3 separate regions of the Homo sapiens genome follow, and all the other regions are linked to region 3. Evidence: chromatin loops called from intact Hi-C (ENCODE). Cell type or tissue: sigmoid colon. All regions are shown on one strand. Region 1 overlaps LOC107985876. Region 2 has its middle 57 kb from the start of LINC02580. Region 3 has its middle 21 kb from the start of LINC01819.

Region 1 (4,000 bases), 67 kb before region 3:
CTGTCCTGCCCCCTCACCCCAAGTCTGCCCTAGAGCAGCTTTGGCAATGATATCTTCCTGCATTGCATGAATTGGCTGGCACTGCCCAGCCTGGCCTGGGGCTGAGTTCCAGGATGGGAGTCATGTTGAGGGATGCATTAACCTGCTCCTGAGAGGGCAGAGTGGCTGGGCTTGGGTGTCCTCAATGTCTCTGGGGGCTGGTGAGTGGGAAGGGGGCCTCACCCCTATACACGGGGATGTCTGGCTGTGTTGGGGGCCGGGGGTGTTTGGAATAAGCGAGCAACAGCGGCACATCCTTGGCATGACGGGCCCGCTTCCTGGAAGGAGAGCAGGGAGGGGTGCTGCTGAGGGTGTCCAGGTTGGGCTGAAATGAAGAGCCTGTCCTGCTCACAACCCTGCTATTTGGAACCTGGAGCCATGACGTTCCTCAGAGTTTCCATTCTCTGTGCTGCAGCTGTTGGTTACGTGTTTCATTCAAAATGCTTTGCAGGAAGCAGCAGGCTTCACATTCCAGGGTTTGTAGTCATTTTTTCTCTCAGAGCTCTCGGGCTGGGATTAGAATGTTCTTCAAGCCACACTGTCCTCGGCTGGACTCCCCAAGAGGAAGTGGGTGGGTCTCTGGGGGAAGAGAACATAGGCCTAAATGCAGGGACGGAATGAAAAAAGATTGGCCAGGCGTGGTGGGTCACGCCTGTAATCCCAGCACTTTGGGAGACTGAGGCGGGCAGATCACCTGAGGTCAGGAGTTCGAGATCAGACTGGCCGACAAGGTGAAACCCCGTCTCTACTAAAAATACAAAAATTAGCTGGATGTGTTGGTGGGTGCCTGTAATCTCAGCTGCTTGAGAGGCTGAGGCAGGAGAATCACTTGAACCTGGGAGGAGGAGGTTGCAGTGAGCCGAGATTGCACCACTGTATTCCCGACAGAGCAAGATTCCGATTCAAAAAAAAAAAAAAGAAAAAAGATTAAGGCCAGCACAAGTAACTCCTAGAGAGGCCAGCTGAGTTGAGGCCCAGGTATAGTGAAGGGTAGAAAGCTGGTGGGTGGTGGCTCTTGCCCTCCCCAGCGTTAGGCCAAGGAGAACGCAGAGCCTGTGGTGTGTGCACGTGTGTGGTGGGGTGGGGGCAGGGGGCGTGAAACAGACTCAGTGCTGGCCTTTTATCCTGATGGACCCACACTCATGCTTCCTCTCACTGTGGTCACTGCCCTCGGGCTGAGGGAGAGGGTGACATGGGTGTCACTTGCTGAGGCGGCAGCAGGAGACGTATCCTCAGGTTTGGGGCAGGCAGGGGAGCACATTAGCACGTGGACCACATAGATACGTGGATGCAGACAAACAATGACGAATGTTTGCTAGAGTGTCTGCTATGCTCCTGGCACCCGGGTGGGTGTTGGGAATAATACCGCAGGTACAAGACAGACTCTATGGTTGCCATCACAGGAAGGCCTGGCAGAGATGGCCTGGAAGGTGTCCACTGGGATAAGGGAGGGAGAACAGATTCAGGCAGTGGGGGCTGGTAGGCGCCAGGCTCCAGTGGACAGAGATGGGAGCAGGCGAGTGTAGACCGCCGTCGTAGATCCCGGGAAGGAGTGGTACCCAGAGAGTATGAAGGAAGGGCAGAGCCCAGGAAGGAACTTGCAGGGGGTGTGGAGTGGCTGAAGATCTGGAAGGGGAAGGTGACGGACAGATTAAGTCCTGGGGTCCTGAGACAGGGCTCCCTCTCCAAGTCATGAAAAGCCCAGAGGTAGGCTCAAGAGGAGGAGGAGGAGGAGGAGGGGAAGGGGCAGGGGCCACAGGCAGCCACCCCTAATCCAGTGTCACCCTTTCCTTTGCGCTCCTGGGGCAGAGGGAAGGAAACCCTCCCTAAGGGTTAGACCCTCATTAGGCTCTAATGAGAGCCTAAGTCTGGCACTTTAGAGGTGACAAAGCACTTTTGCTTCCCGTGTAGGCAGAATTCTAAATATGGCCCCCAATATTTCCATCCGAACCCCTGAACATGATAAGACATCAAGCCCATGATCATGTGAAATTATATGGCAAAGGGATTTCAAAGACATCATTAAGGATAGAAATCAGTTGACTCTGAGTCCAAGAAAAGAAAGATGAGTTGGTAGGGGCCTAATCGAATCACACGAGCCCTTTAGAAGCAGAGGGTTTTCTCTGGCTGGGGGCAGGAGAGGAAGTCACAGATGTGAAGTGTGAGGGAGGGTTCGATACATCTTTGATGACTTGAAGAAGGAGGGGACCATGTGGAAAGGACTCGAGAGAGAGCAGCTTCGAGGAGCTGATAGAGATCCCTGGCTGACCGCCACCTCAGTCCTGCAACTGCAGGAGTGGAATTCCGCCACAACCCGAATGAGCTTGCAAGGAGATGCTTTCCCAGAGCTTCTGGAAAAGAGCTTCTGATAGGAGCCAGCCAGCTCACACTTTGATTTTCAGCTTGTGAGACCCTAAGCAGAGACTATAGCTGAGCCCACCTGGACTTCTGACCTGAAGTGTGAAATAAGAAATGGGTAGTGTTTAAGCTGCTTTGTAATAATTTGTGATGCAGCAATAGAAAACGAATATACTCCACTTTCTCATTTAACCCTGAGAAGGTCTTTGGGAAGCATCTGACGACTCCCTCTGCAGATGGGACAGGCTAAGTGAGGCCCTCGGTTTGCAGGTGCCCAGCTGCGGCTCAGGGCTGAGCCTAGCTGATTTTTTGGTATCACAAACGCTTTTCCCACCTGAACGGCCACAAAGGAACCACAGGCACTCAGCCTTGGCCAGGAGCACCAGAGGTGGGGGACCTGCATCTCACACTCCCCTTTCTAAGATGCACCTCAGCAGATGCAATCCTGCTGGAGCCTGCAGGGTACAAAGCCATCCCAGCCCCGCCACCTCCCTGGAGAAGAGCAGAGCTCTTGGCAGAAACCAGAGAAGGGCAGTGACCTCAGCCTCCCCCTTCCTCTCAGATGACAAGTCTGGGCTCTGTTAAGGCAAGAGACAGGAACTGAGATCCAAGGAGCCATGAGGTTCGGCTTCCCCTCCCCAACATCCAGTAAAAAGCATTCTCTGACTTGTCGGGATGGGGATTTTTTGAATTTTATACTCGTTTTCTGAATCATTTGTTGGGCACAGTTGGGCATCTCCTAGGAGTCCAGAAATGTTTGCAGGGAGGGAGGTTTTGTTCCTGCTTTATTGATTAAAAAGCCCTAATGAAGGTTTTCTCATTCCTGCAGAGGCCTTTTCTAAAAACCTCCTTAATTCTTCCCAGATGGCGTCCAGTTCTCCCTCCCCAGCAGGGTGGGGCTTCAGAAAGTAGGAGGGCTTTGTGTCTGGCCGACTGGGGATCTCAGCTCTGTCACTTAGTCCCTGAGGGGTGCGTGGGGGCAGGCAACCTCCCCAAGCCTCAGTTTCTTCAGGAGTTTCTAAGATGCAATGAGCCAACAGATATGCACAAGGTCCCTGGCAGGCAAGAAGGAAGCACTCACTATTGCTTCCTTACCCACGTGCCTGAGCACAACACAAGAACTACCTTGGAAATATTTTTTCGACAAAAGAAAACAATTTTGATTCTCATGACAGGCAGGCCTGGTTGGCCAGCAGCAAGAGTCTTCTGTCAGCAAAGTTTGCCTTTGTGCTTCACCTTGCCGAAGCTACTTCCTCCATCTGTGGCGCATTTCCTTCTTTCCAGCCCTCCCTGGCCAGATCCCAGGCCCTGGGAGCGGGGACACACTTGAAACCTCGGCAAGAGTCTTCGAGTTCAGTATTGCAAAGGGAGGTCAGGGTTGAATGGTGGAATCCAAGGCCCTGGAGCAGATGGGCCAGTGTGGGAATATTTTCGGGCAGGGGAGGAGGATGTTGCCAAGGTCCCTCAAGGTGTCTGTCGGGTGGGGACCAAAAGCAGTGGTTGTGCAAGCCTCTCTCCTGCTTGGGTTTATCCTGACTGTCTATTTGCAGGTTTGGAGGTTTGAGCTGAATCCTCTTAGAAGTAGCTTTTGCTGTCCTTGACA
Region 2 (4,000 bases), 140 kb before region 3:
TCCCACCCCTCTGCCTGCATTATATAACATAACATGAAACAAGATGGAATAAAACAGAATCCAATGTGATGGGTGCCATATAACACAGTGGAAAGAGTCCTGACTTGGGGCCAGGTGTGGTGGCTCATGCCTGTAATCCCAGCACTTTGGGAGGCGGAGGCAGGCGGATCACATGAGGTCAGGAGTTCGAGACCAGCCTGACCAACACGGTGAAACCAGGTGTCTACTAAAAATACAAAAATTAGCCAGGCGTGGTGGCGGGCACCTGTAGTCCCAGCTAATCGGGAGGCTGAGGCAGCAGAATCGCTTGAACCCGGGAGGCGGAGGTTACAGTGAGCCGAGGTCACGCTACTGCACTCCAGCCTGGGCGACAGAGCGAGACTCCGTCTCAAAAAAAAAAGTCCAGAATTGGGAGCCAAGGAACCCGAGTCCAGCCTGGTTCTGCATGCCCTTGAGCTGGTCATTTGTCCCTAAGCCGCAGTCTCCCTCTCTGTAAAATGGAGGCCAGAAGTGGGGCAGGTGTGCAGTCATCCCTTGCTGGGATCCCGTCTAGGTTTAAAGTCCATGCTCTTCTGCGACACAACACTGTAATCTGTGAAGTGCACAAAACATTGCCCTGGTGCCACCCAGTAACACAGGGGTGTGTGTGACACTCGGCAGAATCACAGATCCACCCCTCAGGGAGAGGGAGGTCATGTGGAGGCCCTGAGACATAGCTAGTTCCCAGGGGTCCTGGAATCCCTCTCCCTATCTGCAGCCTGCACTAGGGGCACTCAGGTCTATTTTTAACTCAGTGCCCAGTAAATAAATGTGGCGTTGAAGCTGGGGCCCAATGGTCCATTTCCCCTCCCTCATCAATATACATCTCCCCCGCCCTGCCCACCACACACACACACACACACACACACACACACACACACACAAGTTGAAGTGGCCGCCCATAGGTAACCCCCAGTGCTGAGCCAGGGCTCCTGGCGATGTGGTTCAGGCTGGGCCTCCTTCGAGCTGGGGGAGTTGCTGGAGGAACCAGCCCTGCTCCTGTCCTAGTTTTAGCCCAGATTCTGCTTCCCATCAGCAAAGTCCAAGTCACTTTTCCTGGGAACTGGCAGGAAGGGTGTAGACAGGGTTGGGCAGAGAGAGAAGTGGGTGTGAAAAGACAGGGAGGGGCCGGGAGCGGTGGCTTAACCATGTAACCCCAGCACTTTGGGAGGCTGAGGCGGGTGGATCACGAGGTCAGGAGATCGAGACCATCCTGGCTAACACGGTGTAACCCCGTCTGTACTAAAAATACAAAAATTTAGCTGGGCATGGTGGCACATGCCTGTAGTCCCAGCTACTCGGGAGGCTGAGGCAGGAGAATCACTTGAACCTGGGAGGCAGAGGTTGCAGTGAGCCAAGATTGTGCCACTGCACTGCAGTGTGGGCGACAGAGTGAGACTCCATCTCAAAAAAAGAAAAAAAAGGGAGGAAAGTGGCCAGGAGGTGGGTGAGTAGGAGGGAGGAGAAAAAGGAGGAGGGCCTGACCATTCTTCCTGCCGCCCACTTCTCTGGGCAGCAGGGTCACCTGCACCGAGGCTTGCCTGGTTCGGGGCTGGGCAGGCAAGGCTAGGCAGTGACTCAGCCCCAGGCCCAGCCACCCACTCTCACAGGCCCCAAAACTGAGGGAGGAGGGCACAAATCAGGACCTGGGGGCTGAGGTCTCAGCCTCAAACAGAAGTCACTACAACGGGCAGTGGCTCTAGGCTGGGAGCAGTTTCTCCTGCCTGGGGCGTAGTGGGGCGGTGAAGAGGAGAAGGCAGAGTCTGAGGAAGGTGATGTCCAAAGTGAATCTTGAAAGCTGGGTAGAAATGCATCTTCCTTGACCTCTGTCAGCTCAGCTTCCTCCTCTGAACAATGGTATCTTTTTTTTTTTTTTTTTTTTGAGACAAGGTCCCTCAGTTGCCCAGGCTGGAGTGCAGTGGCGTGATCTCAGCTCACAGCAACCTCCACCTCCAGGGCTCCAGTGATCCTCCCACCTCAGCCTCCCAAGTAGCTGGGACTGGGACTACAGGTGCACGCCACCACACCCGGCTAATTTTTGCATTGTTTGTAGAGATGGGGCTTGCCATGTTGCCCAGGCTGGTCTTGAACTCCTGAGCTCAAGTGATCCTTCTGCCTCGGCCTCCCAAAGTGCTGGGATTACAGGTGAGAGCCATCGCACCCGGCCAACAGTGGGTATAATTAATGGGACTTTTTTCATTGGCATGGTCAGGAGGATAGGACACAGCCTCGCTAGTGGTAAGTGCTGGGTGCTGACATGTGGGCCACTGACGCTATGGGCAGGAGGGTTAGCGGGGAGGGGATTTCAGGCACAGTGAACAGCACAGACATGAAGGCGAAAAACGAAAGAAAACAAAATGCCACAGCCCTGAGCCATCCGGGGTGCTGGGAGCAGTGCAGAGTCACTGCCAACTTCTGTGTGTTGCAGGCAGGAGCAGGCGTGGTGAAACTGCGGAGTGGCCGCCAGAGCGATCAGAAGTCTAGCCAAAGAGGCGTGGACCCAAGAGGGCCAACCCTGGTAGGGGGAAGTCCCCAAGACTGGGCCACAAGGGCCTGATCTCAACTCCTAGGTGTTGAGAGAGGCCAGAGGCTATGTGGGGCTTTGATGCTCCTTCTGTGGGGTGAGGGTGGGTGAGAAATTTTGAGGAGGTGCAGGGGAGGAGTCTAGAGGGGTGTGTGTAGGAGAGAGAGAGAGAAAGAAAGGGAGAGAACTATAAAGTTGGAGGCCAATACCAAGGGGCAGCCAGAATTAATGCCTGTTCTGGAGAGGGAGCAAGCAGCACCGGTCTCTTTCCCAACCCCGGGCCGCTTTGCCCTCCAGTACCAGGAAGTGCCTCTGCGGGAGAGAGGCCAGGAGGCTGCTCCACACACATCCTGCTTTTGCTCAGTCTAACTCTCCTCCCTGGCCTGCCTCAGCCCTGCACCCAGACTGTTTCATCAGGTCATAGAGCGGCTGGGTGTGAGTGTGTGGGTGTTTGTGTGTGTGTGCACACACATGCGTGTACATGTGGCATTTCTAGATCAGAGAATGCTCAGAGGCCCTGCTAAAGGTCAGGTCAGTAAGGAGTGAGGGCATGGCCAGCCCCTCAGGTCCTGGCACCCAGATAGCTCCTTCCCACCCAAATCTGCCAGGCCTCGGGGGCAGTGGCAGCTGACAGGCCTCTGAGTCAGGATGGGTGAGGAGGAGGAGCTGAAGGGCCGGCCAAGGAGGAGTAAGTCGTCACCTGCTGAGTGGCGGGTCATTCGTTTAGCCCAGTGATGGGGAGCAGTGCTGCAGGGGGCAGGGGTCGGAGGGGAGGGGGATTTCTGCCATTGAAACAATAGGCACCCTAGTTCTGTGTTACTGGGGCTGGGGGCCAGGAGGCAGGATAGGACATGCTCTTGCCTCCCCACCTCCGCTGTGCTCAGCAGCTGGTGGAGACCTGGGAGGAGAATCCCAGGCTGATGCCTAGCGTGGGCCCAGTAAAGTCTTTGGGGATTTGATGCAACCCCGAGTTCCTGATGGCTCATGGAGAGGCTGTGCCTGCACCTCGTGGCGATGAGCCATCTGGGGCTCGCCCCGCACCCAGCACATGGCTAGGAGCATAGTGAACTCCGTCTCTAGGAATGGGCAGGACCCAGGAAGGCTAGTGAAAAGATGCATTTGAGGCCTGAGCTCTCTGTGTCCAGAAGCAGCCCCCTCAGGTTGTGGGGGGACACTCTGGGTCTTGCACCTGCCAAGGCCCCTGCCACAGAGAATGGGAACAGCACTGCTCCCCCAGGGCCACTCCAAGTTTTCTGGTCTCAAGATGCAGTCCCTGTGGGGCTGTGGGTGGGCCCCCTCTCTGCCTAGCCCAGTTCCAGCTACAGAAGCTGTGTGGAAACATCTCCCCTGAACCAAGTGCCTTTGAACTTTCCAGGAATGCTGGCCTGGGGCGGAGCAGGGGTGGCAGGGAAGGACAGGCGTGGGGTGGGATGTTCC
Region 3 (4,000 bases):
CTATGGGTGAGGGCAGGACCAGAGGGATGGCACATCAGTAAGTGAGTTAGAAGAAGTACAAGTGCCTGATACTATTTTGATCCCAAACTGTCTATGCCTGGACTGTTGCACAAGAGGAAAGAAACAGCGATCTTGTTTGAGCCACTCTTATTTTGGATCTCTGTTATATCAGCCAAGTCTATATCCTAATTAATACATCTTGGGACCTTCTCTTGGTACACATTGCTGTGGGCTGAAACTCTATCTCTTGTGTGAGGACTAATTTTGTTCCCTGCATCCAAATCCAGAAAAATTCTGCCTGTGGCCAGCCTCCCCTCTGCTGAGAGTGTGGCAAGACACCTAACAGGGCCAGATCTGCTCACCCTAACCTGAGAAGTTAATTTCATTTTTCCCCCTCTATCCTGACTCCATGCCACTGGTATGTTCAAAGGATTTTGCATACGGGTTAGAGCAGCCTTTGCTTCAGCTCAGGAGCTGCTATGGAGTGGAGGTCATGGCCCTCTCATCTGCTGGGGGTCCTGAGTGCTGGAGCCATGGAGAAATGTGAAGGTATCGCTCCCTCCTCCACTGAGTATGGGAGTGGTGCTCCTCGCATTAACGTAAGGGCTAGCGCAGCAAACAGCCCGTCTCCCCCTGAGACAGGGAACTAGAGGCCCAGTTACCGAGAGCTGAGCAATGGAACATTCAGGAAGAACTGCTCTTCTCCTGGTACCTGGGAATGTTCCAGCCCTAGGATCCCACCCAGATCCTCTGTGGCCTAAGGGAGGAAAAAGAAAGGGCCAGAGGGCCAGGTGTGGTGGCTCATGTCTGTAATCCTAGCACTTTGGGAGACCCAGTCAGGAGGATCCCTTTAGCCCAGGAGTTCGAGACTAGCCTGGGCAACATAGGGAGACCTCGTCTCTGTTATTTTTAAAACAGTTTTTAAAATATATAATTAGAAAAAGAAAGGGCCAGAGGGCAAAAGAACACTAGTGTGATAGGTCCTGGGCTCCTGAGATTGGGGAGAGGCAGTATCTGTGACGTGCTATAGGCCAGTGTAAGAGACGGGGCACAGAAAGTCATCGAATGGTTCTGTGTCTAACAATGCCCCACCCTCATTCCAAGCTTTCATAATTAAAGAAGCATAATTGAGTGGAGCCCAATTGGGAAAATCCAGAAGGAAACGTTGCCTCAGGACCACAAAAACAGGCTGAGGCTGGGCTGGGCTCTTCCTTTCTTTCTGTGCTGATTGTGTTGAAGAACAATGGCAAGCAGGCCCACGTTTCTCTTAGAGCCTTCCTTGGCTCCCAAGTGGCTGGCTTCACCCCTTCTTCTTTCCTTCAAGCCTCCTCCCTTAGTTGGGGGCTCCCTAAGAGCCAAAATGGTGCCTCTATCCTCAGACCGGAGTCAGAAGTCCCAGGGAGTCCCAGGGCCACAGGAGCCCACAAGCCCCACCTGAGCCAGCAGGAAGACAGTGTTCGGTTTCCAGGCTAGGCCTTTGTCCCCACCGCTAACCAAAACAATTCTCCACACTGGTTTCCCCTGACACCAGCATTGTAGCCAAGGAAGGAGCAGTGACTTTTTGATTCTCTCTCCAGTGGGGTACATTAAGCCCGAGGGACAAATGGGGCTGGTGACATGATAGCATGGGGGCGAGATGCTGACAGCTGACCCCTCCACACCCATGCCACTGTGAAAACATGCAGCCACTTGTAGCTTGTGAGGTGTAGCCAAGACTGACCACCCATGAGACCTGGGGTCACCTCCCCTCCCAGGACAGCCCGACTGACTTCCTTCTCTGCCGAAGCTGAGTCCTGATGTGCTGCTTGCCCCATCGGCTCTGCCCCTCCCCTCTGCTCTTGCACAATGCATGCTGGAGCTCTTGCGCCACGGTCAGCACACTCCCCTGTATCTTCAAGCTCTTTTTGGAATGTTGCCTCCTCCTCCAGGCCTTGAACCACCACCTCCAAGTGGAGGCTGTTTAATCTCACATTCTCTGCACCTCAGGGCTAAAAGATGTGGAGTTTTGGCCTTATTATTCCTCATTGTCATTTCCAGCACATTACTCCCAACCTCTTATAAAACCCTGCGCCACTGACACTCCTGCCTCCTGCTATGTTGCCCTCCCTCCTCTCCCTGTCAGCTCCCAGCTCCCATGCACTGGAAACTCCAGCTCCAACCTCCTCTTCTCCACTCCACCTCCTGCCAGTATCCTAGAAAAATGGAGGGACCTATGTCCGCACTCTGACCTCTGGCTTCCTTCACCCTCATCTCAAAGAATTCTGGCCTTAGCTATTCGTTTATCCCTGAAAACTTTACAGTCACCAGAAAGCCTCACTCCTTCTGAAATCAGAAATTCTCTCCTTCGACTATATATCACCCCCAAGCCCATTTGCTTCCTGGCCTGGGTGCCCTGCCACAGCTCTCTGTCCTCATGGAGCTCTCCAGTCCGTTGGTACCTTCACTCCTTCTCCATCCATCAACCCCTCCTGCCTTTACTTCTCTCCTTTCCCACTAAGATTCCATGGCTCATGAATGAATCAATGGCAATATTCACACAACAGAATATCCTAAGCAGGCTAAGCACATGAGCCACAGCAACTGAAACAATGTCGATGAATCTTAGCAAGATACAATTAAGCCAAAAACTTAAGTCCCAAAAGGTTATGTAGAGAATGATACCCTTTTAATGAAGGTAAAGACAGCTAATATAAAAATATGTCTATAATTTTTGAAAATATAGAGAGATGCGGGCTGGGCGCTGTGGTTCACGCCTGTAATCCTAGCACTTTGGGAGGCCGGGGTGGGCAGATCACGAGGTCAGGAGATCGAGACCATCCTGGCCAACACGGTGAAACCCTGTCTCTATTAAAAATGCAAAAAAGTTATCCGGGCTTGGTGGTGGGTGCCTGTAGTCCCAGCTACTCGGAAGCTGAGGCAGGAGAATGGCGTGAACCCGGGAGGCGGAGCTTGCACTGAGCCGAGATCATGCCACTGCACTCCAGCCTGGGCGACAGAGCGAGACTCCGTCTCAGAAAAAAAGAAAAAAAAGAAAAAAAAAGAAAAAGAAAATATAGAGAGATGCAATAAAACCATATAAAAAGGAAAGCACGGTTGCACCTTGTACACAGAATTCAGGATGATGACCACTTTGAGTGGAGAGAGGCAAGGGGATGGGTAGGGGAAGGGGAACAATATGGTGAAATGGGGGTCACTGTCAGAAGTTTTGTTTGGGTGGTGGTTTTGCAGGTGCCTATTACATCTTTAAAAATAACAAATTAGGTTGGATATAGTGGCTCACGCCTGCAATTCCATCACTTTGGGAGGCCCAGGTGGGAGGATTGCTTAAGGTCAGGAGTTTGTGACCAGCCTGGGCAACACAGCAAGACCCTGTCTGTGTTTGTCCCTTTGTATTGCTATAAAGGAATACCTGAGACTGGGTAATTTATAAAGAAAAGAGGCTTATTTGGCTCACAGCTCTACAGTCTTTACAAGAATGGCATCAGCATCTGCTCAGCTTCTGCCGAGGCCTCAGGAAGCTTTTACTCATGGTGGAAGTCAGAGTGGGGAGCAAGTGTGTCACATGGCAAGAAGGGAAGCAAGAGAGAAGGGAGAAGGTGCCAGGCTTTTCTTAAAAACCAGATCTCACGTGAACTACTTACCACTCATTACACTCAAAGCCATTCATGCGGGATCTGCACCCTTGACACAAATACCTCCCATTAGGTCCCACCTCCAGCTTTGGGGATCACATTTCAATGTGCAGTTTGGAGGGTATAAACATCCAAACTATATCAGAAAAGTTTATATATATTTTGAGACAGAGTCTTGCTCTGTTACCCAGGCTGGAGTGCAGTGGCACGATCTTGGCTCATTGCAACCTCTGCCTCCCGGGTTCAAGCAATTCTCGTGCCTCAGCCTCCCAGAAGCTGGCATGTGTCCCCATGCCCAGGTAATCTTTTTGTATTTTTAGTAGAGGCAGGGTTTTCCCATGTTGGCCAGGCTGGTCTGGAACTCCTGA

Evidence for each region. Hi-C counts contacts between places; a loop is a spot of excess contacts. Peaks named below come from ENCODE experiments on the same cell type or tissue, not always from the same donor. Only the 100,000 strongest peaks of a DNase experiment are listed, where the experiment ranks them.
Region 1: it touches region 3 in a loop (1.9-fold over the local background); 12 of 110 quality-filtered maps call a loop at or near these places.
Region 2: a loop joins it to region 3, with 2.0 times the contacts of the local background. A loop is called at or near these places in 3 of 110 quality-filtered maps.

What each region holds. Positions count from the first base shown.
Region 1 is chr2:43,083,174-43,087,173 of GRCh38, reverse strand. All of the region lies in intron 2 of LOC107985876, which reads left to right. It overlaps LOC124907756 (a long non-coding RNA gene), which reads right to left. Exons shown (of 2, transcript XR_007086299.1): 2 at 3,074-4,000. Among named protein-coding and RNA genes, the nearest start is that of LINC02580, 17 kb to the left of the region's middle. RefSeq lists enhancers at 1-143, 144-683, 2,233-2,999, 3,000-3,766. In sigmoid colon, no CTCF peak of the experiment used is centred here; DNase peaks (open chromatin) are centred at 473, 2,333, 2,923 and 3,708; H3K27ac peaks cover 3,763 bases.
Region 2 is chr2:43,157,585-43,161,584 of GRCh38, reverse strand. No RefSeq gene overlaps it. Among named protein-coding and RNA genes, the nearest start is that of LINC02580, 57 kb to the right of the region's middle. RefSeq lists silencers at 2,966-3,035, 2,883-3,078 and an enhancer at 3,293-3,811. In sigmoid colon, no CTCF peak of the experiment used is centred here; DNase peaks (open chromatin) are centred at 2,494, 2,894, 3,204, 3,792 and 1 weaker place; H3K4me3 peaks cover 693 bases; H3K27ac peaks cover 4,000 bases.
Region 3 is chr2:43,016,319-43,020,318 of GRCh38, reverse strand. No RefSeq gene overlaps it. Among named protein-coding and RNA genes, the nearest start is that of LINC01819, 21 kb to the left of the region's middle. In sigmoid colon, no CTCF peak of the experiment used is centred here; a DNase peak (open chromatin) is centred at 1,858; H3K27ac peaks cover 971 bases.